Regions from separate parts of the Homo sapiens genome. Here region 1 is linked to region 2. A link is an interaction called in ENCODE POLR2A ChIA-PET data of the cell type or tissue named here. Cell type or tissue: HepG2. All regions are shown on one strand.

Region 1 (2,500 bases), 160 kb after region 2:
GACTACAGGCATGCAGCACCAGGCCCAGCTAATTTTTATGTATTTTTAGTACAGACAGGGTTTTAGTACAGGCCAGGCTGGTCTTGAACTCCTGGGCTCACACAATCTGCCCATCTCAACCTCCCAAAGTGCTGGGATTACAGGTGTGAGCCACCGTGCCCAGCCTATTTCAATATATTTATGACTGCATAATGTTACATTTATGGATACAAAATAATCTAAATATTAAGCCAACTACTGAACATCTGTGTTGTTTCTAATTTCACTATTACAATTAACACTGAAGTAAACCACTTTAAAAAGAATTTTATTGTCCCTGCCTCTTCTAAAATTAATTTTTTTTTTTTTGAGACGGAGTCTCACTCTATCGCCCAGGCTGGAGTGCAGTGGCGCGATCTCGCTCACTGCAAGCTCTGCCTCCCGGGTTCACGCCATTCTCCTGCCTCAGCCTCCTGAGTAGCTGGGATCACAGGCGCCCGCCACCATGCCCGGCTAATTTTTTGTATTTTTAGTAGAGACGGGGTTTCACCGTGTTAGCCAAGATGGTCTCGATCTCCTGACCTCATGATCCGCCCGCCTCGGCCTTCCCAAGTGCTGGGATTACAGGTGTGAGCCACCACGCCCAGCCTAAAATTGATTTCTAACTGAAAAAGATCTTGAACTAAACCTGAAAAAAAAAAAAAAAAAACACTCCAATTTGCTGAACCAAAGACTAAATCCTGAATAAGAATTTTAAAAGAGCACTGTGAATGTATTTGAACTGTAATTAAGCCTACATACATTTCCTATGAACCCAGCAAATATATAAAATTAACTATTTTGGTTCAACTTCTCAATATAAATGCCAAATATATATAATACAGGCCATTCTCTTCCTGTGATGTGTCAACACGGTTACAAAACATGTCAAGGGGCACTTGGTTACGTGGACTGGAGTGAGCAGGCCAACAAGAAACTCCCTGAAGGCTGATGAAGAACAATGATCAAAGTATACACAGCCAAGCTTCAGGGCAGCCTTGGGGATGCAGACTGGGTCATGAATGATAGCTGTGGCTGTCACGGGGAAGGGGGCCACTCCAAGGTGGAGCAGCTCTGGCGCTAATGAAAACCTGATGCAGACAAGGTAATTTTGGGAAGCCTAAGAGTTTTAGCATTAGTCTTTTGGCCCCATGACTACCTGATTTCCCTAAATTCACCCAGGAAAGATCGAGAGCCATCTCTCATTGGCAAAAGGCAAGTCTTCTAGGCACAGTCTGGCAGTTATATAGCCCAAGAAGACCCCAAGGAGCTCCCTGCAGTGGTCCAACAGCATGCCACACCAAGCCTATGCCTGTGACATGGCTGCTTCGAGTCACGAGTACCTCCTGACCTACATCAGGGAAGCATTTCACAGGTCGGGACAAGGGGCATCACTCAGGAGCCACTGAGGTAAGAGGGATGGATCCTCCTTATTTGTAGCCCCAGTATTGGCCAAAATGAGAAAAGATTTCTTCCCAGGTCATACAAGACATGGCAACAGCTGACTTTGACAGCTATCCAAGTCAACACTTCTCTAAAACATGCTCTTGAACTCTGCAGCATGATGATGTAAGAAAAAAACCCAGCAGAACTTTTTTTTTTTGGAGACACAGTCTCACTTTGTCACCCAAGCTGGAGTGCAGTGGCGCAATCTCAGCTCATTGCAACCTCGCAAGCAGAACTTTAAAATTTTATATCCTCCAACTATGCATCAAAGAACACATCTCCACAGAATAGGAGAAAATGTTTACAAATCATGTATCTAGTAAGAAAGTGACATCCAAAATGTATAAAGAACTGCTACATCTCAACGACAAAAAAAAAAAACGCAATTAAAAATGGGCAAAAGACTTGAATAGACATTTTCCCAAAGATATATAAATGGCCAATCTGCACATGACAAGATGCTCAACATCACCAATCATTAGGGAAATGTGAATCAAACCACAAGGAGACAGCACTTCATACCCACGAGGATGGCTATTATAAAAAGCAAACAAACAAACAAAAAACCCCCCAGAAAATTACAAGTGTTGTGAGGATGTGGAGAAACCGGCACCCTTGAGCATTGCCAGTGGGAATGTAAAATGGTACAGCCACTGTGGGAAAGGTATTGTGGTTCCTCAAACAATTAAACATAGAAATAGATCCTCCAACTACATAGTCATTTGATATTTAATGCAGAAACTACATATATGTAACAATGGACTCCAGGGTCCATCCAAACAATTTATTTTCTTCCATTAAGAAAATAACACACTAAAACACATCAGCTTATAATAACACTGAAAATTAAAATTAAAAACCGACAACAACCAATTCATCATCACCTTTGAAGATACAAGGGAAACAACTCAGTATTCTGCACTGGTAAATAAAAGAAACATTTAAACTGCCTTTCCTTTCCTGAACAAAATAAAACTGAAGGGTAACCAAATAGATAATGATGAAAAGTATCACTTTACATAAGTATTCCAGGTAA
Region 2 (2,500 bases):
CTGCCCCTCTCATTGGCAGTCCCAGCCAGGGCAGCAAGCCAGACCAGGCCCCACAGGCCAAGGCTGGGAGGCGCAGGCCAGCACTGGGCTGCAGTCACAGGGAGTCTCGGGCGAACAGAGCAGGTGCCTGGACAGGACTGCTCTTCCATCATTCATACCCACCTTTGATGAGTACTGATCAGACGGCAGGTGGGCAGGGCCCACACGGTGCACCCTGTAGGCCTCACAGGGCCAGGAGACTGGCACCGTGATGCCCACTCCCTCCAGACGCAGATGTACTTTTCTTTCTTTCTTTTTTTTTTTTTTGAGACAGAGTTTCACTCTTGTTGCCCAGGCTGGAGTGCAATGGCGCAATCTCGGCTCACCACAACCTCCACCTCCCGGGTTCAAGCGATTCTCCTGCCTCAGCCTCCCAAGTAGCTGAGATTACAGGCATGTGCCACCATGCCCAGCTGATTTTGCATTTTTAGTAGAGACGGGGTTTCTCTATGTTGGTCAGGCTGGTCTCAAACTCCCAACCTCAGGTAATCCGCCCGCCTCGGCCTCCCAAAGTGCTGGGATTACAGGCGGGAGCCACTGCACCTGGTCAGATGTGCTTTTCTTCACGTTAAACTTTTTATTATAACTGTGGGTTTGCACGCAGTTGAGTTCCTTCACCAGTCTCCCCCAGTGGCAAGTGGCTAACATCCTGTGGAAATACAGCACAGTATTTCAAGCAGGCTATAACACGGGGACAGCAGCAACCTTGTTCAGATTTCCCCAGTTCTGCCTGCTCTCATTGGTGTGTGTGTGTTCAGTTCTGTACAACTTGATCACATTGTTTGAAATATGTGAATACACCCATCTCATTTGCATCTCCTGGTCCTGCCACCTCCCTCTTCTGCAGGAGGCATCTTTTTGCCTCAGGCGGCCTGGACTCTCAAGAATGAAAACTCGGCTTTAGAATTCCAAAACCAGGCTTTCTGAGTTTGCACCTGGCCCACGGGCTTGAAAGGCAGACTTTGTTGAGATGAGGATTTTGTAAATCTTTTATCTCTTAATATTTCAAGATAGGAGTAGATGTCCTGGAATACAGAGGTGTCTGTGAGGGGCTCTGTCTGCCCTTAGGAGCCTCTGGGTATAGGCTGCTCTGCAGGGCAGGCCCAGCAGGATAGACACGGTGGAGCAGAGGGGCTGAGTTTGTCCTTCCTGGGTTTCTCTGTGGCAGAAATAGAGCCCAGAGGCTTCTTATGCCTCAAATGGGGATGCAGAGCTTGACTGAGGTATGGGCAGGGGCAGGCTGGCCCCCCCATGGCCCACCGGGGCTGGGCTTTTCCCATGACAGCCAGGTCTGGGGGTTGTGGTAAGGCCCAGAGTCCTGCCAGCTGCAGGCCTGGTGCCTGTGCCCATGGCACGCCAAGCAGGCTCCATCAGCCTCCCTAGCTGGACAGTGGCCAGCTCACACCGGGGCCAGCCGCTGCCTATGAACCTCGCCCTTTGCTCTTGCTTTGGGGCCCTCTGGGACTCCCAAAGAATTCAGATCTCGGAAGACCACACATTCTCTTGGGGTGTGTGAGTAGGGACCAAGCAGCCTTGAGACAGGGCCCGAGGGTGACCTGAAGCTAGAAAGCAGAGGGCAGCACTAGCAGGGAAAGCCTGTGTTGTCCTGGGTTGGCTTTTGGTGCTCCGCTGGAGAGGGCAGGCTGCAGCAGGGACAGGCACGTGCTGCCAGCCGTGGAAGCCGGAGACTCCGGGTAAGGGCAGGAATTGGCTCACTGTGCTACCCTCTCTACTTCTGTGTGAATTTAAACTCTTCGTAAACAAAAGTCAAGAAATCAAATAGAGCCTAACAATTATTGGATCAGACTGGGATTACAGGATGGAAGTAATACAGGTTTTCTCTGCCACACAGTGGGATGGGCTCTCAAGAAGATGGGAGCAGATAAAAAGAAAAAGCTATGATTGAGTTCTGGTCTGGACAAGGAGGTATAGACCCATTTCTCCAGCTCCCCTCTTCTAAGCTCAGCTACAAACCCTGGAAATGGCACCAGAGATAGAGTCAAAGGAGGGCGTGGAAAGATGGAAGAGGAAGGTAAGCGCGTCAAGACCCTAGGACAGGAGGAACAGCCCAGCAGCAGGGCACCTTACAACCCCACCCGGCAGGAGGACGTGGTCCAGGCCGGGCTGGGGGCTGGGGGCTAGGCTCTGCCCAGGAGCCCAGGACTTGGGTTTCTCCAAGGGCTGGGAGTCGGGAAATGGGAAGGTGGAGAGGACCCTCAACCAAGGCTCTCACCAGGGAGGGGACACTGTCCCCTTGGCCAAGTCACTATCCTCTGCTCAGCCTCAGCTCCCTGACCTGAGAAATGAGGGAATTATGCCCATAGGGCAGCCGAGAGCACTGAATACAATCATGCACAGAGGAGGCCAGCGCACAGGAGGGCCTGGCACACAGGAGAAGCCGAGTAGCTGGTTTTGAATATGCGGATGCTGATAGGGTGCTTCCCACAAATCGACAGTAGGA

The links. Peaks named below come from ENCODE experiments on the same cell type or tissue, not always from the same donor. Only the 100,000 strongest peaks of a DNase experiment are listed, where the experiment ranks them.
Region 1: POLR2A ChIA-PET joins it to region 2 with 5 read pairs; 2 of 35 experiments call an interaction of 5 or more read pairs at or near these places.

Annotation. Positions count from the first base shown.
Region 1 is chr2:128,161,562-128,164,061 of GRCh38, reverse strand. The region is part of intron 25 of UGGT1 (UDP-glucose glycoprotein glucosyltransferase 1); the gene reads right to left. Among named protein-coding and RNA genes, the nearest start is that of UGGT1, 72 kb to the right of the region's middle. In HepG2, no CTCF peak of the experiment used is centred here; no DNase peak of the experiment used is centred here.
Region 2 is chr2:128,324,921-128,327,420 of GRCh38, reverse strand. No RefSeq gene overlaps it. Among named protein-coding and RNA genes, the nearest start is that of HS6ST1, 7.3 kb to the right of the region's middle. In HepG2, no CTCF peak of the experiment used is centred here; a DNase peak (open chromatin) is centred at 1,502.